Regions from separate parts of the Mus musculus genome. Here regions 1, 2, 4, 5, 6 and 7 are each linked to region 3. Evidence: chromatin loops called from intact Hi-C (ENCODE). Cell type or tissue: heart. All regions are shown on one strand.

Region 1 (4,000 bases), 150 kb before region 3:
ACCACTCCTCTACTAAGCTGCCCTGAGTCTTAGCCTGAAGGAGTCAGGCCTGAGTCCTGCCCTGGGGGAAGTAACATCCAATTTTGCCTCTCAGCACCCCCCAATATCACTGGTCACAGTGCCCACACTGGATGGAGCCAGGTCCAGATAACCTTGGCCAGCACAGACCTATTTGGCAGTGGAGGAGGCTAACACGGTAACCAAGCAATACCAGTTCCTCCTGAGCACAGCTAGAGGGCAGAGTGCTGGCTGAAACAGCTAGCCTTGCCTTCTGAGGATATTTGGGCAAATGCCCCTATGGACTGAAGGCCATGAGAAATTTTTTGTCCTTACGCACATATACAATGAGCTGAGAGATCTCCAGGCGGTCAGAAAGTTGGCTTCTCTGCCACTCGCTGTTGCTGACACCACTCAGTAACTCAAAGACACTGGAGTGGTCTTGAATCCCCAACTCCCCAATTGTCCTGTACTCAGAAATAACCAAAAGCTTTAGCTGCTGCCAAAAAAGAAAACAGAAAGAAAAACCGCAGGAACACACCAAATCCATGTCCAGCTCCTTTGCCCCTTGGAACAAAACCCATTGGAGACACACACAAAGAAGGGAGGCAAGACAAAGGAAAGGCCAGGTCACACTTGACAAGGAGCTTTCTTGTCGTTTCCAAAACAGAACTGTCCTCCATTAAAGCGCTCTTGTTGCTCGGATGTTGGTGCGGGAAAGGAGGGGCTCACAACTCTCAAACAAAAGCAGGGCCTGGCGGGTGGGGAGGCCTGGGCAGGCTCTGTCTCCCTGCACCTTGTATGCCTTTGAATGCCCGCAGATCTAGGTCCAGGGCTGGCAGCTGTCTGTTATTATCTCAGCAACTCCAAGGGCCCCGGACCAGGGAGTGTGTCCCGAGCAGGTGAACACCATCTGCCTGGCTCTGGTGAGATGTTCCTCTTCGTGCCTGCTGCTGCCCGCCAGCTGTATGGCCCAGAGGAGTCACAGGGAGTCTACGCACCCTCCCAGGACAGTACTTTAACCCTAGTCAAAGGTCCCTCTCCCTTGGTCATCACCTGGCATTTAAAAACACTGGTCACCTCTGAAAGAAAAATTTTAAGGTTTTCTGTCAGGGAGGATGTGCAGAGTGTGGGACATAAGAAAACAAGAGCCCACTGACACACCTTCCCAGAGGCTAATTTTAAGAAGGGTTTTTAATTGATCTATAAAGAAAAAATTCTACCTGCCTTTTAAAAAGCACTCCCTGCATTAGCTAAAACATTCCCAACACACCCTAGCCCATTTCCTCCCTCCCTGGCCCTCCCAGTTTTAATGGGGGTAAGTGGCTCCCTGATGCAATCTACAAGGCCGGGTGGATCCAGACCACAGGGAGGGAAGAAGCCGGGTGGGAAGCAGGTCTGCTGGGTCGGGTTCACAAGGGGTGACTCTGAAGGTCTGCAGTTCTGGCTCTGCCTTTTCACTCCCCTTCCCTCTCCTCCTTCCCTCCACTATTTTATAGGTTCCTGCATTTTTGCTGCTGGGCTACTAAACAACTGTAGGTGGTATCCTACACCACATGACAAGCCAGTGACCCACCCTGCTCTAAGAGGCCGACTTATGGGTCTCACCAAGGAGAAAGGTTTTGGTGGATAGGTAGGATAAGCCTGCCTGCCTGCCCTTGGGTCTGGATTTGAGGATGGGGGTGATGGCACCTACAGGAAGCATCATGTGTCCTCATTCTTGGAAGGAGTATGCAGAAGGGATACACCCCTAGTGCCATTTCTCTGGGGCTCTCAAGCAATAAGAATTCTGCAGCTGGACATACTGCTTCCTGGGGTGAGGAAGGTCAGGCAAAGGCGGTCCCTGAGTAGAGAGCTGGTTGTCCCAGAAGGGGGCAGCAAAGTGAAGGTCTGATCATGGGCAGCCACCAAGCTCCAGAGTCTGAGATAGGACCAGGCTACATGCGACACACGGCAGCTCAAATGCCCACGGAAAGGGCTCTCTTTTCCTGAACAAAAGCCAGAAAGGATGAGCCCAAAATGCCAGAGGCAGCTCCTGAAGAACCCTGGGTGCTGGTGTGCTCTTGGGACTCCCTAACTCGCAGGACCTGTTGTGGAGCTTAGCTTGTAAAGACAGAGGAGCTTGCAAAGAGCTTGTGGAAACAATGGCAGGAAGCCGCTGGCCACACAGGTCCCTAATCAGAAGTGAGTCAGCCAGCCACAGGGCTGAGCCATCCTGGCTTCTATCCTCCATCACCATTGGGAAGAGAGGCAAAGAGAGGCCACTCACTGCACTGAAGGAACAGGCCTTCTGCACCCGGAGCCCACATTGTAGTCAAGTTCTAAGGTCTTCAAGTGGAGGACAAGCTAAATTCCTGTCAGCACACAAGCCGTACCAGTAAGGCAACTTGGTGGGTAAGAACACGTGCTGTGTAAGCATGAAGACACACACAAAAAGCTGGGCATGGCCACCTGTGCCCTACTATAGCACTGGAGAGTACAGACAGGTAGATCCTGAGAGCTTTGTATCTTACCAGCCCAACCAACAACCAACCAACCAACCATACACACAACCAACCAACAACCCAACCATACAAACAAACAAAAACTGTGACAAGAAGGGACAAATTTGCTGGGTGTGGTGGCGCATGCTTTTAATCCCAGCATTCGAGAGGCAGAGGCAGGTGGATTTCTGAGTTCGAGGCCAGCCTGGTCTACAAAGTGAGTTCCAGGACAGCCAGGGCTATACAGAGAAATGAGAAACCCTGTCTCGAAAACCAAAAAAAAAAAAAAAAAAGGAAGGGACAAACTTAAGGTCATGAAATCCCCCAGCCCAGAGCAGGGGCTAAAGGGGCTAACATGGAGCATGTGTCCAGTCCCCCTAGACCCCTGCATAGTGACACATCTCAGTGAGTCCCTCTGTGTGCAAGGAAGCCCCACTGACAACTGATCCTCACAGTGCTAGAAACTTTCGCCAATAAGCTGCTGCCGCCTTTGACTTAGTTCAAACCTCCTAGCCCATGCCAGGGGCTGCTTGTAGCTCCCACCTTGTTGTGGGAGACACAGAGCCTTATAACACTACACCCTGTGGGAGCTATTAGACTGTGAGTCTCCCCTCTGGTGCCAGGTGATGGATCCAACTTCCTGAAAATATGCATCCTCCTTGAATCTACTTCAGAAAGGCAGGCCTAGGTGGGAGGCTAGGGAGGGGCTGGGATGGGAAGGAACATCCTGTCTGCATCAGAGCAGGGAGGTGGCTCTGGAGCCACTCATGTGCACTTCAGCCTTTCCCCCCTCCTCAAGCAGGAAGTGTTCACTGGACGAACAAACATGCATCTGGGGTCACACTAGGGTTAGGGCAGTGGAGCCAACTCTGATTTGTGGAAATGAGCCATCCAAGACAATGGGTCTACAAGCCACAGAAATCAGCTCCAGATGCAGGCCAGAGACAGCGGCCTAGGGACCTGCAGGGTAATCAATCCTGCTGATGGTTTATTCTCCAGAGGAAGATCTGGGGGAGGGGGCTGTACCGCGTGGCTCCAGCACAATGGGAGGCAGCTGGGAGCACAGCCCCAGGACGCTCCTCTAAAGCCTGAGAATCCGGTCGGCTGTTCTGCCTCTGGCCTTCCTATCTTCAGCTAGAACCCGGGAGGGAGCAAGGGACACACCGCACTCAACCGTATGCCTGTGCCCTGGAGTCAATGTCCAAGGCCTCACATGGAAAGTGTAAAGTGTGAGGTCTTAGGCAGCCCTCCCTCTGCAAACATCACCTCTGCCCTGTGTCTGGAGTGGATGCTGCTTAGGTTCAGAGAGCTGGGCTTTCCGAAACTCCAGAGCAGGGAGTGGGAGGGCCTTTACTTTTAGACCTAGGAGGCAACCAAGTGGCTGAGATGGGAGACAGAGGGAACCAAGGCAGACAGGCAACAAGGAACTGAGCTGGAGCCAGTAGCCAGGTCTCCCTGATGAACCCGAGGCTCCTCCTTGCCAGCTCCCAACCTGGACTTAGTCTCCAGGCAGAGAATTA
Region 2 (4,000 bases), 230 kb before region 3:
GAGTACGCCACCACACCCAATTTTGTGTATGCATTTCCAAAATGTAAATTACTAGGGAAATTAGTAAATTATTATTACTTCATTACAATTTAAAAGATAAAATTATTAGATTGAAATATGCTGTTTTGCGTGGCGGTGTCGCACACCTTTAATCCCAGCACTCAGAAGGCAGAGGCAGGTGGATTTCTAAGTTTGAGGCCAGCCTACAGAGGGGAGTTCCAAGATAGCCGGGGCTATACAGAGAAATCCTATCTTGAAAATCCAAAGAGAGAGAGAGAGAAAAAAAGAGCTGTTTTGTAAGACTTACCAAATTTTGTAATACCGCGTAATTTTCTGTTACCACAGGTGATTACAGAGCCACTACATACTGAACAGAACTACTGTAAAATGAACGAAGGCTTAGAAAGGGAAGAGAAAGCCATTGGGCTCCAGAGTAACAGCAACACGCCCTATTTACCTGTCTGTATCGTACCAAGTTAGTGTGCTCTTTTGAGGGCAAGGACTATGCCTTGCTCACTCACAAATCCTCATTGGCTTATAGGGCCTGGTGTATAACAGGTATTCAATGGATATCTGTTGAGTGAAATAATCATTAGGTTTGGCGTTAAACATTACAAATAACTTGGTCCATTTTATAGATGGCAAAATAAAGGCACAAGGTTAAGGGACTTAGACTATATCCACATAGCTAACAGGCTGATTTCAGGTCCTTGGATCTATTTGCTTCCATTATAAGGACTTCTTTCTCACCACTGACTAGTCAGGGAAGGCTTCCCATAGCAGGGGCACTGAGCAGGGCAGGGCGGGGCAGGGCCAGATAGATATGGCCACTCTGGACTCCTCACCTGGCTCTCAGGTGGTTGCTTCCCACTCAGCAGGCTCCTGTCATTTCTGGCTCGGGCTGTTTCCCATCTTTCCAGGTCTCGGTAGTAGAGGTCAAAAACACAGGGCGAGCAGCCACTGCCGCAGCACTGGGAGGGCAAGGGCTCCACAGGCTTCAACCGCAGCCAAGCCTCAGAATCCTCCTCCTCCTCCGTCTCAGCCATTGTCAGTGGGGCTTGGGCAATAGGGGGTGGGAGGGGGGAGGACACAAGTGAATAAGCCAGGCCTCTCTTTGCTGTCCGCCTGGGAGAAAGAAGATGTGGGGGTTGTACTCTGTTCTCTCTCTCACACTCTCCCCAAGGCCCACCAGGCTATAGGGACAGGGATGGCTTAACCAGAGGATCTGCTGTCATTTGGGGGCATGCTTACTGCTTATAACTATTGGGGTTTTGTGTGTGTGTAAATCTAAGCAGAGGCGGGGAATTTGGATTCAGAAGGCCTCTCCTACTGTGCAGGAGCTCTTTGACTTTGGTGTGTTTCTGAGGCTGGGCCACCAGTGAGAATGAAGTTGGTGTCTCACTCTTTCTGTATTCTGCCAAACACCTGGCATACAGGAAGCTCCCATGGCCTGGTGAGTGTTCGTTCCCTCTATAGTCCGGGAGCTGGGTACAGGATTTGGTGTTGTAAGGCAGAAGGCACAGGACACGGTCCCTGTCCTTGTTAAGACCTAGCACGGTGTTATACTCATCCAGTCACTCCATCTGTACTGTGCATCAGATAACTGAGTGAATGGTGCCTCTCTTTATGGCAATTACTCTTAGCATTTGGGAAGGAGATGTACTAAGACAAATGAAAATGCTTTAACTGTAAACTGCTGGGTAGTCTGAGTGTTAGTCATATTGTCCTCTGCCTCTTTTGCATTCATGGGGGTTAAATAGTCCTATTGTCTCAGTCGTTTTGGAAACTGGTAGACAAGGTGGCCACTTCATGCACAATTTTAAAGATGAAGTTCCTTCCCATCTGGGAGGCACAATCCCTGTTGCAGCCTCGCCCTGGATGCTTATCCCTACTCTTCAGGCCTTGGCTGAAAGGTCATCTCCTCTCAGAGACCTTCTCAAGTGTTCCCCTTGTCATTACCAAGCACCTTATTTGTTCTACTATGTATTCATTTGTTAACCTAAAGTGTGTGTCACGCAACTGCTCTAGAAGCCAGGGAGAGTTCACGGGCCGGTCACTAAACAATGCAACTCTGACAGTGGTCAAACAAGAGAAAAGACCTAAGGGACAGGAAGCATGTGTGTGTTGCCACCGTTCACGTCGTGCACTCATGTACTCACTCGGTGGTCCCTCAACCTATGCCCACCCGATGCTTACTTAGCACAGTCCTCACTCTGACCCCCGCAGCGAGCCTGCCAGAAGCCAGTGCACTGGACCCGCCTCCGGGAATCGGAAAACTTAGCAGCAGCAGAGCAAAAGTAACTCGCGTTCGGCGCCGGGCGAGCCGCAGTGCCAGCAGTCGGCCGCCAAGCTGGCATAGAAAGAGGTACCCGGGCCACTCGCAGGCTCTGGGAAGCCGCAGCCAGGAAAGTGTGGGCAACGCTGAGAAGGGCGGAAAGGATGGCAGTTCCAGAACTCATGAGGCGTCGGACCCGCTAAGGCATTTTAACTCCTAATTTTACAGCGAGGAGACCGGGCCCTCTCACGTTCTAAATGCCTAAGGGTCAAAGGCGTGCAAAGTACAGATCTGAGGTCCCTACGCTCCTCCGCGCCGGCCGCGAGCTCCACCACCGCGCTCACCTACCTACCAGCAAGTTTCTTCACGTGTGGCACTTCAGAAACCCCAAGCAAAGAGCACCTTCCAGGTTCCACCAATAAGGATGGGAACTGCCTGAGGGGCGGGGACAAAGCAAGCATATTCTAATTGTGATTGGGTGAAGTGTCTGTCATTCGCAAAAACCCGTCATTGCGCTCCGCCCCTTTGGCTCCCAGCAGTCCCTGCACGGGCAAAGATGGCGGCGTCCAGGTAGAGGTTTTGTAGAAACGGAGTCGGTATGGCCTTGGCGTCCGGGCCCGCTCTGCGGGCACTCGCTGGCTCTGGAAGGCTCGGCCTCGGAGGTTACGGGACTCCGAAACGTGGGGCGTATGAGTGGGGCGTGCGCTCCACGCGGAAGCCCGAGCCTCGCCCCCTGGACAGGGTGTACGAGATCCCCGGTCTGGAGCCCATTACCTACGAGGGCAAGAAGCACTTCGTCCCGTGGCTGGCGAGGCCGATCTTCCCGCCGTGGGAGCGCGGCTGGAATGACCCACGCTTCCACCGTGCCGCCCCGATCCACGAACAGACTCTGTACAAGGAAGAACCCTGCTACATCTTCCACCAGCGTTGCCGACTCCTGGAGGGTGAGGTCTCAGGACAAACGGGAGGAGACGCTGTCCCAGGCTCAGCAGTGACCCCGAGCCTGGGGAAGTTTCTTCCTCTGGAAGTAGAATAGAGTAACACCCGGCTTCCAAGAGTTGTCAGATCAAGGTGTTTGTGAAAGGGAGCAATGGAGAATGTGTGCAGAGAGGAGGGGATTTGTCTCCATGCGTGGAGAGGTGATAATAAAGCAGGTCTACAACGCTCCTTTTCTGGGGGTGTCTTTTGTTAAAATAGGCCTGGGATATGTTTTCAAAGAAAGGATTTGCACCCAAAAGTCTACCCACTTAATAACAGGTCAGAATGTCTTGAGCCTTTTCCTGAGTTGGAGGCCAGCCTAATCTACAGAGTGAATGAGTTCGAAGACAGTCAGGGCTACACAGAGAAACCCTGTGGGGAGGCGGGGGAGATACATCAATGTCTCAAAGTCATTCTGTTTCTTAAGAGGAGTGTCAGGAACTGTTTTCCAGAGTTGAACCCTCTCAGGATCAGGATGAGGATAGGGAAGATCCTAAAACCAAAAACAACTGAAGTCTGTGGGAGCAGAGATTCCAAAGGATAACTAGGAAATACAGAGACCCAACAAGGTTTGGAGCCAAATTAAGAGAATCAGTCATAAGTTTGGAAAAATCGATAGCCATAGGCCAGCCTCCTAAAAGGCCCACTTCTATGCCTGCAAGCTGATATTTTTGGCCATTAACCATTTTCTGTGAACTCAGGAGGTGCTGTGAAGGATCTCACAGACACGACCCCTTTGCATTACCC
Region 3 (4,000 bases):
AGCATCACACACACACACACACACACACACACACACACCCGCGCAGCTGACTCTTGAAAGTTGTCCTGTGACATATAGCATCACACACACACACACCCGCGCCTAGGCTCTTTAACCACAGAGATAGAAACAAGGCCGGAGGGTGGGGTACCTCCTCTGTGTTCATGTCTTCTCAGTGGCTCTGACCCTGCTCTGTACTCTTCTATCTGGTCTCGGTCTTTTAACATTCACTTCTGCTGTGTCACTTTCCTGGCCAGACAACTTTAGGGACCCTCCACCCCCTCCCCCAGCCCCTATTCTGAGGAATAGATTCCAGCTCCCACACCTTCCATGCATGGTACCTGAGCCTTGGCTCCCTTCTAACAGCATGATTCACATGTCATGCATTCAGTCTGCAAAGTTTTGGTCAGTTCTTGTTTTGTGCCAATCTCAGGAACATAGATGCTTAAGTGTTCAGGAGCTAAGTGTGTTTTGAGAGCTCAGAGTCGGGGGCTCTGAGGAGGGGCACGGACAGAGACAGAGACTGGGCTCCTGCCAGCTCCCTTCTTGCTGGTTTCCTGTTTACAGCTGCCCATCCCGCCAGCACAGCACACAGATGCTCCAGAGAACTTTGGTGAATTTTCAGACCTGCAGTTCAATTACAGAAAGAGAAGCAGGCAACTTGGAATCCGCCTTCAGCAGCCCTGAAAACCTCTGAGGAAGCCCCTCTAATCCCTCCATGTCACGCGCACTCCTCGACTTCTGCCTTCCTCTCTCTCCCCCCCATCTGAGGACATATGGCCCCTTGAAGTTTTTGTTTGCTTGCAGGGGAAAAACCCACCCTGCCAGTGTGGAGTGTTTCTCTTTCTCTTATTATTATTATTATTAAGCATCAGGAGACAGCAATCTGCGTGCAGATACCGTGCGTGCATAATTAATAAAAAATCTCATTATTTATTTATAAAAAAGACGCATGGGGAACTGGGGAACTAGGGCTATCCCCATTATCTGTGGAGAGAAGGGGAGAGACAGTTTTTGAACATTGGATCCTTCCAGAGAAGCAAATCTCTATGCATGCAATGAATAAAAACCCATGTGCTCCTGTGGGGAGTGAGGATCTGTGCCCAGGGGGCATCCGAAAGCAAAAGCGTGGTCAGGAGCTTAAAAAAGAAAAGGGACTGATGAGAGTCTAAGGCTCACTCACAGAGCAGAGTAAGTATACCATGTTTGAGGAGACCGGCAGGATAGAAATACTGAGAGACACGGGTTTAGTAGCTAGTCCAAGGAAGATAACCTGGGGCAGACTCCAGACTCTGGGAGAAGCAGCTGGAGGGAGAGATGCTGGCACAATCCCATCACTAGTTACCACATTAAAAAAAAAAAAATCTAGATGCCAGGTGAGGGGAGCCCCTGGGTTGGCTATGACTAGGTAGGTAGATGATTTTAACTTGATGGTGATGGCGGGGTTCTACATGGCCGTTTTGCCCTTGGCCTCCTGCTTCTCTGATGCCCGGGCAAGACCTTCAGAATTAACAATCCAACTTATTACGTAACAAACCCTGAGATCAGGGAATCAGGGACCAGCCTTTCCAGGTTTGCAGAGTCCGGGGTGAACCTTCTCACTCTCTTCTTTCTCTCTTTTTTTCCCCCTTGAGACATGCTTTAAAATAGAAAACAGGCTTATGCAGGAACCAACCCATAGACAGGGGTTGACTGGCAGGGATCTCCCCCACCTTCCAGTGCAAGTAACTCGTGCAGTGGAACGCTCGCTCAGTCGCCCCGGGTGGTGGGCTCCGGGAGGGGTGCGGGGAGCGCTGGGGGTGTGGGCCTGGGCAGCAGCCCCCGCAGTGTTACCCGGGCGCGTGCAGGGAAACGTCTCAGCAATTCCAGCACCCGAGCGGAGCGCGCGGGAGGGGGGGTGCGGGGGGGGGGGGGAACGGGCGGCGCGGGGCACCTTGAAACCGCCGGCGGCCGCGCGCTGATTGGCCCAGCCGCCGCCTCGGCGTTCCAGCCAGGCGCCCCTCCCCCCGCGCCGTCCACCCCGGAAGGAATTTCCTCCTCTGGCGGCCGCTATTGTTGTTCGTCTTCGCTGTTTGGGTCGGATCGCGTAACCATAGTATCCAAACTGTGTCCGTGCGGGGCCCCAGCCCGGGACCCCCGTGCCCCCCAGACCAACCCTCCACTTTTTTCTTTTTGCAGTCTAGTTATCATGACTTCATCGGACTCCGGGGAGCAGAGGAGGGGGATGGGACGGGGGGGGGCGGGGAGCTGGCCCATTCCTGGCGGCCCTTACTTCGAGATGGTTTCAATTAGAATTTTTAAAAAGTCTGCTTTGTGGGTTCGGGGCTTTTACATCCCCCCTCCTCCCGTAAAATCGTTGGCCGGAACTCGAATGGGGCTTTCCCTCCGTTTCCCCCCTAGAGCTCTTCGCTCCAGCCGGACTTCCCGGCTCAACCGGGCGACGAGGGCATTTGCAGTAGGAATCATCCCCTAAACGCACCCCGGACCTCGCGGCTGCGCTGGCGAGGCCGGCGATGGGGGCCAGGACCCTCGGACACTACAGCCTCAGGGCACGTCCTGCTGGGGTTTGGGGCTCTCAGGCGATGTTCTGGGAGAGGAGGTTCGCGGGATGGATGCCTGTCAGTCACACCAGGAGGGGTGGCAGAGGATAAAGGGGTGACAGGGAAGCAGTTGACAGGTTCTTGGGTAGAACAAGCCTCCTAGCCTCTTTAATTCCCCCCACCCCTCATCTCTGAGCCACAGACGAGTAGGTGCGTGCGTAGAGCCTGGACCCAATGTCTGCCTCAACCTCTGAAGAAAAATAAAAAGGCAAAACCAGCCTTTTCCCGCGAAGTGCCTTGTGCGGGGAGGGGTGGGAGGCAGCAGCAAGTCCGCACCGAGCGGGCTGCGCAGCGCGGGAGCCCCGGGGCTGGGCCGGCGGCGGGGGGCGGCGTGTGCCGGGGGGCATCTAGTATTCCCAGAACCCTAGCGTCCTCGCGGCGCTCGCCCGGGCGGGGGAAGTGGCGGCGGCCCGCCAAGTTCGGAGCAACAGTGCCCCCTAGAGGCCGCGCGGGTCTGCAGGAGGGGTGGAGAGGGTGTGGAGGGTAAGGGATCTAGCTAGTACATGGGACCAGGGCGGCTGCCATAGGGTTAGAGGCCTAATAAGTCCTGGAGCACGGAGCTGGACTGGGGTGGTCCTTGGCAGGCTGGTGACAGGCTGGAGGACGGCCTCCAAGTGACAGTTCTAAGGGCTGGAGGATGGGGTAGGAGGGTTTACGTTTCTGTTCTAGAGTTTAAAACTTGGTGGAAAGTCGGGGGCATCCAACTGCCTTTCTGGAGGATGCTGGACCTTTAAGCTTCCCCAATCAAGTCTCGGACCTGCAGTTACTAAAACAGACCCCTAGAGAGAAGATCCTTCACTCATAGGCTTGTTTGAACCGGCCGTTCTGTTTTCACTGTCTTTGGGGCCATTCTTGAGGCATCAAGTCTCATTTTATAAGTGAGAACTCAGAAATTTCACTTGTTCAATCAGCAGAGAACTGAAGTCCCTGTTTTGTGTTTTATCTCCTGCATCATGGGGACGGGAACCTAGGTTTGGGGAGCAGTCCAGGCTCTCTGTTTTGCAGCCCTGCCAGACCGGGTGGAAGTGGATGCTCCTGGATGGGGAGAGGGGGCCTACAGATAGGTAATTTATTGCAAAACGCTGGGCTCTAGTTCTCAGTGTCCACATCTGTAAAATGGGAGGGGGACATGGGGTTATAAAGAAGGTATCCAGCATCCCCCCCCCCCCCCCGCTCCCCCAACACCCTTAGGTGACACAGCTAGGCTCCTCCTCTTTCGTCGGCCACGCCCTCTCTTGTGCTCTTTTGCTCCTCGATTAGGGTCTGCAGAGCTGGCTTCCTCCCTACTCGCCCTCCCTTCTTCCCTGCAGGGCTCCGGGGGCCGCCCCCTCCTTTTCCCTCCCCTCCTGGCTGGCGCAGAGCTGACTGCGGGAGGGAGCGGTGGGCTCGCAGCCAGCAGA
Region 4 (4,000 bases), 320 kb before region 3:
GGAAGGATGGAGGGAGGTGTGTTTGCGGAGGGTGTAAAGGGACTTAAATTTCATAATGCTTTATTTTATGAGGAATGGTAAAATTATAATCTCATTAAGTAGTGGTTTACTCTCTGTACCTTTTTGTGTGTTTGAAATTTTTTTAAAAAGAAGTTTTCTTTCTCTCAGGAAAAAAAAAAAAGTTGAGTTTTCTCCTCTGGGAAGTGGGGAACTGTTCGTGTAATTTTTTTTTACTGTTGAAGTAAGCATGGCTTTATGGCTTCTCTGCTCTGTGCATAAATTAGGACACTTGAGTGAGCTGTGAGGGTGATCCGCCTTAGCACTCACCGTTTTCATTCCTCTCTCCTGTTTCACCTCTCATGGGGGATGTGCCATGGTGCCCGGCACGGTGAGATGAAAAGTTGCACTTTTCCTAATAGATGCAACTCCCCAGATCTGCAGTAAGCAGGCCTGCCTCTAAGCAATTACCCCTCATTTGGGGCCATCAGACACACTGCTTTGGTTCAGGTCATAATCAATAATTCATATGTCAATAGGAGAGCCATTAGCTCAGGTGGAGGCAGATGTCTTTCTAATGAAAGGGTTCCATTTTCCAAATAACTGTTCTTTTTTGCAGAGAGTTGTGGTTATAGAAGACATAAAAAGATGGAAAACTATGTTGGAGCTTCCTGATCAAACCAAAGAAAACCTAGTTGCTGCCTTACAAGAATTAAAGAAGAAAATGCCCTCGAGGGAGGTGTTGAGATCCACAAGGATAGGTATGCTCCTGGCCTCTGAGATGTACTTCCAGAGTGTCTCCCTTCTTCCTGTACACCATGAGTTACCTGACCCATCTGTGCTTTCCACACTTGCTGGAGGGGACCGTTGTTTAGAACACTGTACTAGCCTCAGGCTGGGGATTTATAGTAAAAAATAGTGACATATGTAAAATATAGTAATATATAGTAAAAACAATTTTTAAACTGAAGTGAAGTACACAAAACACAGTCCTCAATCTTTTAAACTTTCTGCTTTCATTTTCTTGTGTGTTGGGGATGGGCTTGGGTGTGTGTTTGCCACAATGTGCACATGGCAGTCAGAGCACACGTTAGTGGATGTTTGTTCTTCCCCTCCAACATGTGAGTCCTGGGATCTAACTCAAGTTGTCAGGCCACCTTACTATATCTCTCCCACCTTTTGATTAGAGTTAGCGGAGTTGCTAGCATAAGATAACTATTATTATATAAGGTTTTAAAAGCATATGTCCAATATCTGTGCTTACCATATAGACTACATACAGGTAACATTTGGAGTGTGCTTGATGCTGACTGTGCAAAATGATTAAGACTTGGTTGTGACCTTGAGGAGCTGAGGGTTTGGTAGAGAGGCGGTGGTGTAGACATACAGCAGTGGTACCCCACTGTAGCTATAAATAAGCACATGTGACCCTCTGTCCACTGGATCTGGAGAGTCTGCATGCAATCGGAAAGGATAGGGCAGTCACTACAATCTGGGGACTTCAGAAAGGCTTCATAGAGGAGGTGGTGATTCAGTTAAATCCTGAAAGAAACTCAGCTTAATCTGCCATCAGTGGCAATAACTGGCGAAGCCTTGTTTATAAAACAAAACGATAGCAACATTTGCCACCATGTCATTTATTATAGCTTTGGAGAGATTTCAGAGGTGAGGGAGGGAGTGCGTTGAGTTGCCGTTTTAGTACAGCACACAACTGTGGATAATATGCACGGGAAGAACAACATGTGTTCCTCGAGCTGCTCTCAGCTCCCCGGGGAGTCCAGGGCAGTCCTTCACAGCTGCTGCTCCTGCCCTCCCCAGTGCAGCCATCGCCTCCTCTGCCTCCCCTTGACCTCTGAGCAGCATCACCCTGTCACTAACAGCTGGGAAGAGCTTTACAGAGTCCCCAGGGAGCCCCCAAGAGTCTTAGAGTTGCACCCCTGTAATATAAACCAGAATCTGAGGAAATTAGATGCTTAAAGAATATAAAACCCTATCATTATAGCCAAGGAGATGCTACCCATCTGCTGCAGGATTTGCTGTCTTTATAGGTTGTGGACGCTAGAGGGCAATGTGACCATTCACATGAGCCTGTAAGGTCTTTCCACCAGTAGAGGGTACTAGTGTTTAATATTTTGTGATGTGTTTATTGATGCATATATGTATGTATGTGATCCTGTTTAGACATATACCACAGATGCCATATGTGATCAGATCTTAAATCTCAACATAATAAGCTAGGATTGTCCTAAAAGATGGAACAGGGGAGGATTTTGAAAAACCATTTGTTTGACCGCCGAGTATGGTGAGTGTTTTCAAGAATGGGTGTGTCAGGTATCTAGAGAATACAGCTAAGGGCCGGAATAGAACTACCAAGAGGTTTGACTTAGCAGGAATTGGAACCCGTCCAACTTTTGAACCCTGACCTTATTGAGCCTTCCTTAAACTTGAAATTGCATGGACTGCTGAGGGTTCTTGGTTCCTTTACAGTTATATCAGATAAAAAGCTTATTTGGATCACTTCCTGAGAATGTTTATGCTTCAACTTTTAGCCTTCCTGCCTCCCTACCTTGTGGGATGTAAGCACCAAGTATCTACGGAGTGTCTTCTGTGTGCTGGGAGCTATGGGGTATAAGGGAGACAGGAATTGCTCCCTTCTTTCTGGAGCTTTACATCTGACGGAAACGTAGGCAGTTTAATAAGACAGTGCTCTGACGATGGGGAGAAGTTAGCCAAGTGTGTGGAAGCAGGGAAGAGCGTGTTGAGGAATGTGTCAGGCAGAGGATGCGTCCTGGAAGCTGAGTGGAGGCTGGAGGTGCGGGAGAGAACATGGTCGTGTTCCAAGAGCTCTGAGTTGTTAGGTGTATTTAAAATGTAATATGCCAGAGAGTATGGCAAGAAATGCAGCTGAGAGACGGTCTGAACCAGATGGAGACGGCTTTTCATAAGCAATCTGACAATATATTAGTTATCTATTACTATATAAAACTTCCCTAAAATGTAGCTGCTTAAGTATTGTTTCTCATAGTTTCCCTGATGGTCAGCAATTCAGGAGCCAGTGTATTGGAGTGGTTCCGGCTCAGAGTGGGTTTGGTTTGGTGTGATGTGGTAGGGGCTCTTACAGTTAGTGATTCTCTTATCTCCATCTCCTAAAAACTGTGATCAGAGGCGTACCCCACCCCTCCTTGTCTTTGAAAAGCTTGTTATCGGACTGTTGCTTAGAGCTTCAGTCATCCGAGGGCCTTCCTAGAGGCACACTTTAGAGGCTTGCTCAGAGAAGGCCCTTAGTTCCTTGTCACATAGACCTGTCATTATGGCTGCGCCTCACAGCAGCTGAAGTCCCCAGAGCCAGAGATACAAAAAGAACAAGAAAATAAAACAACAACCGATACAGAAGCCAAAATTTATTGTTTGTTTGTTTCTTTGGTTGGTTTTTATGAAACTGAGTTTCATTGTGTACTCCAGCTTGGCCTGAAACTCACTATGTATCCAAGCTGGCCTCAAACTTGTGATTGTCTTACCTCAGATTCTCAAGTGCTGGGGTCACAGGCCTGAGCTGCCACTCCTGGCTTATCCCCATTCTCTCTTCTCTAGTCCCTCCTGAGAGCCTACAGGAAGAACGGTGCTAACCCTGTTCTTCATAGTTCTATGCCATAGTCTTTATCCTGTTGTCTCTCTTGGCATTCTAGGTAATTTCTTCCAAACTACCAATTCTCTCTTCTGCTGATTCTAACTCATTCATGAGCTCGTTATTTCTTTTTTTTTTTTTTTTTTGTCTTTCAAGACAGCCCTGGCTGTCCTGGAACTCCAGAGCTCTTTATTTCAAAGCCATTTTCATTTTTTCATATTTCCTATTTCCTCTAGAACCATAGAACATCCCAGAGGAAATGTCCAAAAAGATATTGGATGCAGCCTTTAATCCCAGCAGTCAGGAGGAAGAGTCTAGGAAATCTGTTAGTCAAGGGCAGCCAGGGCTACACAGAGAAACCCTGTTTCACAAGACAAA
Region 5 (4,000 bases), 280 kb before region 3:
CTTGAGTGCTGCGCAGGTGTACCAGGATACAGGTGAATCCAATTTGGTGGAGATTTGCCCCTGCTGCCCTGATTAGCTGAAGCTGCGTGCCTGGTGAGGTGGCGTGGCCTGCGGTTCGTGGATGAGAGAGAGTATAAAAGGAGTGAGAGGCCCAGGGTTCGGGGGAGATATAAACAGGGGAGATATAAACAGGGGAGATATAAACAAGGGAGATATAAACAAGAAGAAACAGGACTGAATAAATGTGTGCAGAAGGATCCTGTAGCAGCGTCGTTCTTCCTGGCCAGTTGAGCGCGCGCAACACACAACGGCCGGTAAACAACAGCTTCAGGAGCTCTGACATCCTCTTCTGACCTCTGAGGGCAACTACACTCATATGCGCACACAAAGGGACACATAATCAAAAGTAAAATAAAATCTTTTTTTTTTTTTAAGAAAGTAATCTTCAGTAGAAACTTTCCTTTGACATTTGAATCCCGTCTTTGCTAGGCTGGTGATGTACAGCTCAAATGCTTTCTCATGATGCCAGGGCAGCACCAGTAAGCCACGGCTCCCAGACAGCCACACGGTGAACCTCAGCTCTAAGTTAGGCGTGTCCACCGTGCTGTAGACTCAGTTCTCATAGCTTTATCTCATATAATCCACCACAAGTTAATGAAAACCAGTATTATTCATTCATAAAAATTTCATTTTTCATTTTTTCACATGCATGTATGTATATATGCTGGTTTGCAGGTATGTGTGCACACGAGTGTGGAGACCTGAGGTTGACATAGGTCGTTTTCCTCAGCCACTCTCCACCTTATTCATTGAGGTAGGCCTCTCAATTGAAGCCAGAGCCTGCCTACCACTAGTCTGGGTAGCCGGCGTGCTCAGGAGAGCCCACCCCACTGTCCGAGCACCAGAGTGAAGGCTAGCTGCCATGCCCACCTGGCCTTTACTGGTTCTAGGGATCCAGACTTCAGCCCTCCCACTTACACAGCAGGCTTTCTTCTCACTGAGCCATCTCTCCAGCCCCAGGGACGATTTCTCTGTAAGGACATGGTCTCTCTATGTTGCCCAGACTGACTGTTGTATTTCCTGAGTGCAGGCATCACAGATGTGCATCCTACCACACCGAGGTGAAGTGGTTGGTTTGTTTTATTTACTTCAGTGTGTGTGACCGGACTCAGGGCCTTGAGCAAGCTGGGCCAATGCTCTCTACCCCTGAGCTACCCAGATCGGGAGCCAAGTAATGATAATACTGCAGTGTTGATGAACCTCAAAGCATTTCATAAAAAAAAAAAAAAAAAAAAAACAACTAGATACAAAAGGTCATGTGGTGTATGATTCTAATTATATGAAATATGTCCAGAATTGATAAACCCATGGAGATAGCATGCGAACTGATAGTTATAGGGACACACCCCAGCAATGCCAGCACTCAGGAAGCTGAGGCAGGAGGATATAGAGTTTGAGGCCAACCTAGGCTACAAGCAAGACTTCATCTCAATATGAAATAAGTGAACAGGAGTAAATGTAAGTAAATAACAAGTAAAAGTACGTTATGTGAGTTTCAGCTCAGCCAGCTGCTCTGACCTCGTTAGCTCTATCCTGTTCCCTGCCATGGCCCCATATGGTCCAGCTCCCCGGGTTGGCACTACAGGCCTTTTGGGGCCCAGCCCCCCTTCGTTTCTCAGTCCCACTCCACCCATGTTCTCAAGGCCTGCCAGTTCAGCTACCGAGCAATCATCTGTAATGCTTCTGGGCCTTCGCACACGCTGTTCCCTCTGCCTAGGGCGTTTCCCACTCTCCCCCTTCTCCAGCCTCACGGTTCAGCTTTTGAAACTACACTTAGCGATTTTCCTCCCTGGGAAGTCTTTGGTCCCTTCTCCATCACTGGACTCCCTGCCCTTAGCATCCCCCAGGCTGGATGAACTCAGGACAATGACTGGAGGTAGTGAGGTTGAGGAAGGCTGATGCAGGGGGGCTGGGAGGGAAAGGAGCCAGATGCAAAGACAGTGAGCAATAAGTGGATCCCCTAGGCCACCCTCCCATCCCTGAGAGTAGCTGGCTGCTTTCCAGTGGAGCCATTGACCTCTCCTTGTGGCCCACAAGGTGGTGCTGTGTCCACCCCTAGCTCAGGCCTCGGGCTGGTGGGCTGGTGGGACTGGAGGGTGCTGCTCAGTCCTCAGAGCTTGGCTTTGTCTTGGGAACACAGGAACACCGTCCAGGACATGCTTGCCTCCTCTCTCCCAGACCCTCTTCTTCCTCTTAGACTCCCAGGTACCCCAACAGCATGCTGGTCAGGGCCAGAGGGGCCAGAGGGAGACTGAACTCAGCCTCTTGTAGAAAGAGCGTGTATACACTCACATATATGCAGACACACACACACACACACGTGCAGACACATACATACAGGCACAGAACACACCTGGGTGCAGCCTCCCTTTCTCTCTGTTTCTGTTGCACTCTCATGGAAGGCCTCAAGCAAGGTATGTGGGAAATGGAATTTCCTAGACAGAAACAGGCCGGGCCTACAGGCGGATACATGGAAGATAACATCGGACTTCTGAACGCATGCAAACACACCCTAACAAGCACTTGGCCCTCACACCTAGGCCCTGCCCCACACTGGCTGGTCATGCTCATGCATAGCAGTAGCGAGCCACACAGTCATGTGTCTGTTTATGACCACAAGGCTGGCCTGGGCATCGGCCACCCAGTAAACCTCCTATTCAGTGTCCCTACCATTCCACAGCTGAGGAGAAGGTTCAGTTCCAGGTAGGGGTCCTCAAACTGTCACACAGGTACCTGGCAGCTCCAAGCTCAGTTGTGGTTGGGAGCGTGCTCTTGTACCCCCTGACACCCCTATCTGGTTCCAGCTTCTTTGCCCCTGGCTGTGTGACCAAGGGTAAACCTCACTGTGTCTACTCCCTAAGGCTAGATTCACCTCCACCTACCATGGGGGCATGAGGAACAGTTGAGGGACTGGGGCAATGGGGACATTCTGGGAAGACACTTTTATCTCAGAACTCCGTTTCTAACTCTGATGTCCTGATGTCTGCCCTACCACTGCCATGAATCTGTGTGTGTGTGTGTGTGTGTGTGTGAGAGAGGGGGGGGAGAGAGAGATGGAGACAGAATGACTGTGTGTGCGTGAGAGAGAGATTGGATGTGACCATGTGTGACTATGTGTGTATGTAAGATTGTGTGTGTGTGTGTGTGTGTGTGTGTGTGTACGTGTGTATGTTTGGTTTGTGTATGAGAGAGAGATTTTGTGTTTGTGTGTGTATGTGCGTGTGTAGGTTGACATTGGGTATCTTCTTCAATCACTCTCCACTGCATCTTTCCAGACAGGATCTCCCGATGAGGCCGGAGCTCACTGATTCCCCAGCAAAGCCCAGGGACCACTGTGTCCGCCTCCTCAGCACTGGGATTACAGGCATGCACCGCCAGTCGGCTTTTTAAGATGGGTTCTAAGGGGTCAAACTCGGCTTATGTGGCAAGCCCTTTGCCAGCTGAACCATCTCGCCAGCTCCATTCATTAGTCTGCTGCCTCCCAGTACTGTGCTGGGCTCAACAACAAGAAAGTGAACTATACATGGCCTTCACTTTCTGTAGATTCCAACGACGGGGGACGACAGATCTGAACACTGACAGTGGAACAGAGGCTGCTGGGAAATGGGACAAAGGTAAAAAAGTCCTGACAAGTGAAGGTTCATGCAATAGCCCCAGTGAAGCCCTCCTTGTTCCCTGCTGTCCACCGTCTTGCTGCCTCTGGACCTCTGCTTACTCCTCCCAGAGACCACCCTTGCTTGTGTGTGACTGCTGTCTGTCTCTAAGAGACCACCCTCTGTACCTTCAGGCCACTTGGATCTTGTGACTCTTTGGTCAGCTGGAGCCATCTAACCAATGGCCAGTGGCATCTCTCCCGAGGTCTCATGTCTCTGGCCCTAAGTCTATCACTAACTGCTGTGTGACCTCAAGCCCATTCTGTAACCTCTCGGGCTCAGGAGGC
Region 6 (4,000 bases), 69 kb before region 3:
CCTTCAGCACCGCTGCCGCTGCCGCCGCCGCCGCCGCTGGTCTACTTGGAGCTCAACCGAACGTGGCTGCCCCGGCAGGAGCGCGGCGGGCGTCCACGCCCCGCGACGGACGGCCGCGGCGGCCAATCGGCGCGCGGGGGCGGGCCTGGAGGCCGAGAGGGACGCCTGTCAGCACGGCCGCGCCAGTCCCGCTGCGCCTCCTCCGCGAGCCGCTGCCCGCTCGTGCCCCGGCCGGGGGAGCGGGGGGCGAGCCTTGGCGTTGGGGTGGGGCGGTGACTCGAGGGGCTCGGGCGTGGACTGGAGCACCCGGCCGGCGCGGCGGGGACTGGGCGCTGCGACAGCAGGCGCGGACCCCGGCTGGCCCGGCGCGCCCCTTTCCGCGTCGGCCTAGCCCCCAGCGCCCCCGCCTCCCCGTGCTGAGCGTACCCTCAGCGGGCCAGGACCCCGGCCGGCCCTGCTCCCCTCTCCGCCCCACCCCGGGCTGCCTGTGCCCAGCCCTGCCTCCCGAGCCCCGGCCAGGGCTGCACGCGGAGCTGGGCGGCCGAAGCTGGCGCCAAAGCGCGCGGCTGCTTCTTTACTAGATCGTTAAAATACTTTGGGAAACCCCAAAGTGGAGCCGCGCGAAAATGGCCCTTGGCGTGCTCCAGGCAAGCTGTAGGAGGGAAAAGAGGTCTTGGACTAGAGGGAAAGAGAGTTGATTTCTCTCAAATTTCTGAGGTTTGCTAGCCCTGGCAAGTTAGCCTCTCGCCTTTCCACGGGAAAGGGTTCCGTTTGGATGAGGGACGTCACCTGGACGCCTCGCGACTCGGAATGCGCGCCGCAGAAATCTCAAACTTCAAATAAATGGAGCTAAATTGGAGAGTAGGGGACCAGAGTCGGGCGTGGGGGGAGGGGAAGCTTCCATTGTCAATGACCCAGGTGTACAATGGGAAATGGGGGGTTGGCAGAGTGACCAAGCTTTTTGCTCACGACTCCTTTCTGTCCACTCGAGGAACCCAAAAACCTGCAGTGTATTCTCATTGGAGTCTCCAAATCAAAAACTGGTGAGATAAGGGATGGCTCCCCATTTTCATACTGTTTTTAGAGCGCGGTTCTCTTTAAATGTGATAAAACATTGTCGGCACTGTCTCTTTAAAAGAGTCAAGCAGAAAAGCTGTGTAAGCGCTGATTGGCTGCCTGTTTGGATACATCTTTAGGGGAGCCTTGAAACTGTTAGCCTAGGTTGATTTTTTTTTTTTTTAACTGCGCTGTTCCAATAAACAAGTAACGCCCCTCCCCCTAACATGCCTCACACCAAACAATTAAAGGATAGGTCAGTGTCCTGGGGAAAACACGTTTTAAGTAGGAAAACTCAGAACTAGATTTCAACAAAATAAACAATAATTCCCTACCATTAAAGTTTGCTTTTTTTGCCCTGCCGAAGAGAGAAAAGGGGTTTTTAAAAGAAATGCCCCACGGCAAACGGATCTGCACTGGTTCAGGAAGGAGACTCCGGGTGCATTTTTGGAATAATGTTCTACACTTGTAACAGCCTCCCTAAATTAGAATACAGCCAAGCACCGTGGACCCCTCTGGACTCTGCTCTCTGCTAGAAACCAGAGCTCAGACAGAAGAAGGGCAGAAAAGAGAAACACTGAGACCTAGTTTGGGGATGCCAATGCCAGCCCCTAGTTTAAAGGTTGTCTTGTCAAGAAAGGGAGAAGCGTGGAGGTTGGGAGTTGAAATACAATGGTAGGAGAGAAAAGGAAATAATTACAGTTATTTTTCCCCCTAGGCAGTTTAATTTAATAGGGCCAACTTAAGGTACCTTTAGAGCCCGCGCTAATTAAATCGGTCTGCTCATACCCTTCCTCTGGACTTCCATTTTTGATGGGCTAGGAATGGTCAGAGATGGTTTGTCAACACAGTGACTCATTGGTGTCTGCAGGTCCCGCAGATGAGGAGGACCAGTTGGGTCTTGGGGGAGGGAAGGCACTGCCCTTCGGGGGCCCACTGCCGAAGCCCCCTCTCCGGGTTGGCCATGCCTAGCAGCCCAAGAGCTGAGCCACCTCAGAGCCCCTTGCTCATCCTCGCCTGTCAGCTGGCAAAGGTCTGGGGGAGGAGGGGTCTTTTAAAATCTCTGGATAGTCTGATGTTCCAACAGGCTACTATTCCTCTTGCCTTTTCTCCTTTGCAAACGGACTGGCCCCTCCTTCCTGGGCATGTGTGAGAGGAAGGGGGGGGGGGCTGTTTGTTCGGAATCTCTGTGGTCTGCCCTTTGTGGAGGCTTGACAGAGTGAGGCTCCCAGTGGGTTGGTTGGCTAAAGGAAACAGTGAGAGAACCTAGGCAGAGAGACCAGAGGGAGGTGTCTTAGCTCTTGGCAGTGGAGAGGCAGCTAAAGGGTTCCCTAGAAGACAGACCTTTCTCCAGCCCCAGCTAGCATGCTGCAGCTGGCAGTTATCCAGAGTCTTAGTCAGATCATAAGCAGGCCCAAACACCCATAGGTGGCCTTTCTGCCCCTAACTTATCTTTTCCCACTAGGTTCTCCTGCCTCCCTTAGAGCACATTTTTGGGCTGACACCTCTACTTGGAATGCCCCTCACCCCAAGCCCTTTCTCTCAACTATCTTCAAAACCTAACACTCCTCCACAGATAGCGCCTTCCAAAACTGCCTGCTCCGATCCCGTCAGCTTGGATCTCATTTGTTCAACTGAACCTACAAAGAAGTCCTCCCTCTATCCAGCCCATTGTGTAAGCCACTTGTTTACTGTCTGTCTGCCCCACCAGACAGAAAGGGAAGACCTACATTTTAATCATCTGGGTATCTCCTGAACCCAGCACAGGTTCCATACCTGTGTGTATTCGGACCTAACGGGACACCAGGGGACCCAGGGGAGGAAAAAAAAACAACACCCCAGGCCTGAAGTAGCTCTGGGCTGGGTGAAGAGATAAGAAACTGACACCACCCACAATAGGATTAGATCAGACCACGCCCTCTGCTAAGCCCCACCCACCACAGCCTCTTCCACCTGGAAGTACTATACTGTCACATCCCAGAGTGACCAAGCCATTTCTTTCAACTTCTCCTCTCCCAATCCTTTTGTTTCAGAACCTGTTTATTAAACACCTACTATGTAGCATACGCTACCCCGAGCACAGAGTAGTAACCCAGACATAAACACAACCACTTATCCTGTGAGGCTTCCACTGTTGTAAAACTCTCTGCTGGGAGCCTCTTCCTGTGACACACGACTTCCTTACTCCAGCTGGACGGTCGAATCCCCTACTGAGGGACTTCCTGTGCACCCACCCCACCCCCCACCCCGAAGCTTCCAGGCTGCAAGTAAGTTACTCCTCCAGCAGACCAGATCCGAGTGCCAGGCACCAGGCTACACCTTACTTGAGTGCGATCCACTAAGCACACCCCCCTCCACCCCCATAGAAACATGACTCCACTCCTTGGGGTGAGGGAGCTTGCCATTCCACTGGGGACTGCCACATCCAGCGACGATGCTAAAAGAAACAAGGATCAGGACAGATGAAAAACTAGCCCGCTTCTTCCTCTCCCAAGACTGCGGAGGGTTGGAGCGGGTCAGGCCTTGGAAAGGTAGCAGTCGAAAGAGACCTGAAGCCAGTGAGCTCAACCCAAGGAAGCCGTGCTTGCCAAGGACGCCAGGGTATCTGGTTTCCTCTGGCTGGTTCTCAGCTCTCTTGGTGGTGTGGTGGTGTTCCTCACAGCTGCTGGAGGCTAAGCCCTCCTCCCCTCTGAGCCTGTTGGGACAGAAGCTTAGTTAGCATCCAGCCCTTCCCCCCTCCTGCCCCCAGCACAGTCCAGGGAATCCTACGGAGATTCTTCCATCAAAATCGCCACCAGCTCTGCAGGAAGCCTTGGCCAGCCCCTAGTCAGCCCGGGTTTGGGCTGGAATTCCCCCCCCACCCCCGGGCATTAGGGGCTCCCTGGGAAGGGTGCAAATTCCAGCGTCTGAAGACCTGGTTTCCAAGTCCCCATTGCTTTGCTGG
Region 7 (4,000 bases), 210 kb before region 3:
CTGTGAGATATTAGTATGTGCTGTATGCAGACCACACCGTATGCCTTCTTGCCTCTTAAAGACCAGGTCCTGGGGCAGCTATGCTTTTGCACACATGTGAATTCAGACGATGCCTGAGTTTCTTCATCCAAATCCTGAAGCTAATATTACTTCCTTTAGAGTTTTGGGTGTCTCTCCCTCTCCCCATCCCCCCTCCCTTCCCCTCTCCCACCCCCCCCTCCTCCCGTGTTTTCTTCTCCTTCCTTTTTTCCTTTGTCTTTGAGACAGGATATTGCTATGTAGCCAGCCTTGCCTTGCTTTGCTCTTCTCTTCCGTTAGCATCCAGAGTACTGTTGGACGTGTGGCACACACTGTCCCTTCCTTGTCAGAGGCTTGAACCTACGAAGAACACTGTACCACTGAGCCACATCTCTGCTCACCTTTCTAATTTGGGAGATTCTAGAGTTGCCTGTCTTCCTCCCTCATGGCAGGTACTCTAAGCCTGTGCTGAGCTCTTACGGAATATTTTCTTCTTAATATATGAGGGTTTTATCTGTATATATGTCTGTGTACCAATGGATGCTTAGTGCCCAGAAAGGTTTGGTTGTGAGCTGCCATGTGAGTGCTGGGAACTGAACCTGGCTTCTCTGGAAGAATAGCCAGTGCTCTTACCTGCTCGGCTATTCAGGTTGTGTAAACACTCTCAGTGACTGTAGAGGCTCTGAGAGAACATTCATTATTAGAGATTCCTGGCTTTCTGCTTCATGGGCTTGACATTGTGCGCGGGGGGGGGGGGGGGTTGGGGGGGGGGATGCAGAGATGGCTCAGTGGATAAGGGCACTGACTGCTCTTCCAGAGGTCCTGAGTTCAAATCCCAGCTACCACATGGTGGCTCTCAACCATCTGTCATGAGATCTGATGCACACTCTTCTGGTGTGTCTGAAGACAAGGACAGTGTACTTGTATACATAAAATAAATGAATCTTAAAAAAAAAAAGTACTGAGTGATGGGTATGTGGAAGGCATGATGAGAAACCATAAGAACTGTCCCCATGTTCCCCCGTCTGATGTTCTGAGTCAGCTTCCCTGGTATACACCTGGGGACAGACCCTGTGGGTGTTTTGGGAGAAAGCCTAGGCCCAGCACCTGTGAGGAGCACAAATGGAAGAGATGGCTCTGCCCACTGCATCTGTGATCACACCTGAGGCTCCAGTGGGGTCCCTAGAACCTGAGAGCCACATGGCTCATACATGGGTAACTGCCACTCCCGCAGAAGAAAGGCCTTGGGTGAGGTGGCTCTGAATACCCAGGTCTCCTATGGGAAGAGCAGAGAGAGGCCTAGTAGCTTGGTAATAGTAGCTCTGAGCCATGTGCTCTTTCACCTCAGCCAGCTTTGGGGCTTAGCAGGGGCTGCAGGACTTGGGGATAGGAAAGATGGAGGGATCTGGCAGGCTAGGTGCCTGGGAATGTGGAACATGGAGGGTGGAGGAAGAAGTGCTATGTAGAGGAGGAAAGAAGAGGGGATGCAGGGTCACACTTGGGGCCAAAATAATAGTCTCATAGTGAATGTGCCCAGCCAATTGAAAAGCTCCTTCATTCTGACAGCCGAGATATACCTATGATCCAGATACTCAGGGAGAAGCAGGAAGGTCTGATGTTCAGGTTCATCCTTGCCTACACTGGGGATTCCTGCTCAGCCTGGGCTACACTCATCTCTAGTTCAAAAATAGGTAGATACTGGTTTTTTTATTTTTAAGGATGAGGGAGAAAGGTTGGCTCAGTTTAGTCTCACAGGACTTATGCCTGGCCTGGGAGGAGGCCATCCCCACAGCCTTCAGGATCCAGCTGCCCCAGGTCCTCTGCAGAGTGGGCACTAAGCTCCTGCACACCATCTTTCACCTTTGGTGGGCTGCAGCTAATCAGACTTTCCTCGGATCACTTTGGAGGTTTTAGAAGCCCCAGCTGAAAGGGGTTCACTTTCTGCTGACTTTTCTCTGAGGCTAGTCCTCGGTGGTCCCAGGCGATGCTTGCCAGATCCCTTGTGATTTCACTTGGAAGGCTGGAGGGAGCTACCCAGGCTCAGTTTACTTATTCAAGTCCCTTGAAGCAGGCATAGAACCCAAAAACTGTCTTTTTAATATGCCCGTATGAATGCTGAGGGTACGGGGAAACCTGAACTGCCCACTCCCATCCTGGGAGCTTCGAGAGACATGAATTTACTTACAGCCAACTCTAGGATGTCTTCCTTGTCTTGGATGACAAGTTGGCAGCCATGAGATCCATTCTCAATAGTTCCCTGAGTGTCTAGTATGTGCCAGACCTCTGATCCAAGGCTGTGGATGCTGAGCAGACGAAATAGGCCCTGCAGCCACAGGATTTGCATTCCTACATAGAAAACCTCTACATTGGGACAAGATAGCACCACCTTGGCCCACATCAGCTACTGACCACTGCCTAGGAGACCATAAGATTTGGAAGGAGGCAGTTCCCAGGAGGGGGCATACTTGTGAATCACTGGCGGCTGAGGATGATGTTAGCACTGCCCTCCCAGGCCAGAGAGGGTACGTGGAGTGACAGTCTCTGAGTCAGTGATACAGGGTAAAGGCCTGAATGGAGAGGAGGGCAAGCATTGGAGACAGTGTGAGCTCTGAGCTGGGTAAAGTTTGGAGCAGCCTGCAGAGTTGCAATGGAGCATCTCTGCCAAAAGAGGAAGTACAAGCGACTGGGTAGCCAAGCCTCCAGAGACCTTTTAGAGGTGGCAATTCAGCCAAAATCAGGTCTGATGTTAGAGTGAGCTGGCCCTAACTCCAGTGCCTGTTTGTGTATCTTTCACTTTGCCATCTACACCCACCCTGGGTCCTGGGAACCAGACCTCTTCAAACACATGCAACAGCCAGGTCCTAGCTGGCTTTTCCCGCTCCCCATGGGGAAGCACCCTCTGCAAGCATCCTTTCAACTTTCAGGTGTCCTGGTGGGTAAGAGCCTTAAGGCACTAAAGGAATGCCATCTGGTAGCTGGGGCCTCAGCTCTACCTGCTGGGCCATACAGTCTCCCAGCAGGGGCTTTCCCTAAAAAGATTGGAGGTGGGGAGGATGAACCTAGGAGAGCCTGCTGTCTCCTTCCCAGGCTGGCCCCATTTTTCAGTTCACAGGGCAGACAGAGCAAGGCCAGCACTTCCTGTCGAGGATGCTGCCACCTGAGAGCATGCTCCATGAATCTACTACCTCAGGCCACTGCTCACCCGACCCATTTAGGCTCCATCTTTCGGGAGTTGAGCTTTTTGTTTTTGAGACCGGGTTTTTCTGTATAGCCCTGGCTGTCCCGGAACTCACTTTGTAGACCAGGCTGGCCTCGAACTCAGAAATCCACCTGCCTCTGCCTCCCAAGTGCTGGGATTAAAGGCGTGCACCACCATGCCCGGCTTCAGGAGTTCAGCTTGTGGAGAGCAGGTGCTTCTAACCCAGACAGACCGATGTGGGGACCTCCAAATGTGTCAGGACTGGAGTCCTGAGGCTCCCTACATCCCTGGCAACTTAGCCATTCACACTGTTCTAGTACTATGTACTGTGAGCAAGGTACTGTGCTGGGGTTGGGAGACTCAAGCTGGGAGCCACAGTCCCTGTCCCCAGGAGTTCCTAGTCTTGCCACTGACAAGAACTAGTCTCCTATGGATCTGCAGTAACAGATATTCACCAAGGCCACCCGCCCCCCCCCCCCCCCACACCTAAGGTCCTGCCTGAACACTGGGAACAGTCGTCCTGCGCCTGTTCCAGGGCTGACTGACTCAGCAGCCTTCAGTGTTCCTCTGCAAACACCCACTGAGCACCAGCCAGAAGCCAGACCCTGGATTGGAGAAGACTCAGCACAGGGCCTGGGGACTCAGCTGCCACAGCTGAGGAGCCTTTGGGGCTTTGGGGGCTTGGTCCCAGGGAACAGATAGGAAGGCACGATGAGATCCAAGGTTTAGGTGACAAACTGCCAGGGAATCAAGGGCTGGGCAGGGGGTTATGGGGGTTCACCA

Evidence for each region. Peaks named below come from ENCODE experiments on the same cell type or tissue, not always from the same donor. Only the 100,000 strongest peaks of a DNase experiment are listed, where the experiment ranks them.
Region 1: a loop joins it to region 3, with 10 times the contacts of the local background. A loop is called at or near these places in 32 of 42 quality-filtered maps.
Region 2: a loop joins it to region 3, with 4 times the contacts of the local background. A loop is called at or near these places in 11 of 42 quality-filtered maps.
Region 4: a loop joins it to region 3, with 8 times the contacts of the local background. A loop is called at or near these places in 26 of 42 quality-filtered maps.
Region 5: it touches region 3 in a loop (5-fold over the local background); 6 of 42 quality-filtered maps call a loop at or near these places.
Region 6: it touches region 3 in a loop (10-fold over the local background); 32 of 42 quality-filtered maps call a loop at or near these places.
Region 7: a loop joins it to region 3, with 2.7 times the contacts of the local background. A loop is called at or near these places in 11 of 42 quality-filtered maps.

The regions. Positions count from the first base shown.
Region 1 is chr4:106,986,037-106,990,036 of GRCm38, reverse strand. All of the region lies in intron 4 of Ssbp3 (single-stranded DNA binding protein 3), which reads right to left. Among named protein-coding and RNA genes, the nearest start is that of Gm12786, 39 kb to the left of the region's middle. In heart, CTCF peaks have their summits at 236 and 1,867 (motif pointing right); DNase peaks (open chromatin) are centred at 1,886, 2,156 and 3,276; H3K4me3 peaks cover 598 bases; H3K27ac peaks cover 3,259 bases.
Region 2 is chr4:107,065,669-107,069,668 of GRCm38, reverse strand. Mrpl37 (mitochondrial ribosomal protein L37) reads left to right here and starts at 2,803. Exons shown (of 7, transcript NM_025500.2): 1 at 2,803-3,219. The coding sequence starts at 2,874. Cyb5rl (cytochrome b5 reductase-like) reads right to left here and starts at 2,675. Exons shown (of 7, transcript NM_001346552.2): 1 at 2,624-2,675; 2 at 846-1,057. The coding sequence starts at 1,046. In heart, a CTCF peak has its summit at 2,353; a DNase peak (open chromatin) is centred at 2,758; H3K4me3 peaks cover 2,107 bases; H3K27ac peaks cover 1,448 bases; H3K27me3 peaks cover 336 bases.
Region 3 is chr4:106,838,095-106,842,094 of GRCm38, reverse strand. Gm31125 (a long non-coding RNA gene) reads left to right here and starts at 1,934. Exons shown (of 2, transcript XR_376510.1): 1 at 1,934-2,106; 2 at 2,401-2,817. In heart, a CTCF peak has its summit at 2,053; DNase peaks (open chromatin) are centred at 2,034, 2,494, 3,024 and 3,964; H3K4me3 peaks cover 2,918 bases; H3K27ac peaks cover 3,820 bases.
Region 4 is chr4:107,162,306-107,166,305 of GRCm38, reverse strand. Tceanc2 (transcription elongation factor A (SII) N-terminal and central domain containing 2) reads left to right here. Exons shown (of 5, transcript NM_025617.2): 3 at 617-758. Among named protein-coding and RNA genes, the nearest start is that of Tceanc2, 14 kb to the left of the region's middle. In heart, no CTCF peak of the experiment used is centred here; a DNase peak (open chromatin) is centred at 1,895.
Region 5 is chr4:107,119,472-107,123,471 of GRCm38, reverse strand. No RefSeq gene overlaps it. Among named protein-coding and RNA genes, the nearest start is that of Cdcp2, 25 kb to the right of the region's middle. In heart, a CTCF peak has its summit at 2,102 (motif pointing right); DNase peaks (open chromatin) are centred at 1,821 and 2,061; H3K27ac peaks cover 749 bases.
Region 6 is chr4:106,907,538-106,911,537 of GRCm38, reverse strand. It overlaps Ssbp3 (single-stranded DNA binding protein 3), which reads right to left and starts at 68. Exons shown (of 18, transcript NM_023672.2): 1 at 1-68. Gm52672 (a long non-coding RNA gene) reads right to left here. Exons shown (of 3, transcript XR_003955091.1): 3 at 3,946-4,000. In heart, no CTCF peak of the experiment used is centred here; DNase peaks (open chromatin) are centred at 107, 1,177, 2,287, 2,967 and 2 weaker places; H3K4me3 peaks cover 4,000 bases; H3K27ac peaks cover 4,000 bases.
Region 7 is chr4:107,051,867-107,055,866 of GRCm38, reverse strand. No RefSeq gene overlaps it. Among named protein-coding and RNA genes, the nearest start is that of Mrpl37, 13 kb to the left of the region's middle. In heart, a CTCF peak has its summit at 2,456 (motif pointing right); no DNase peak of the experiment used is centred here.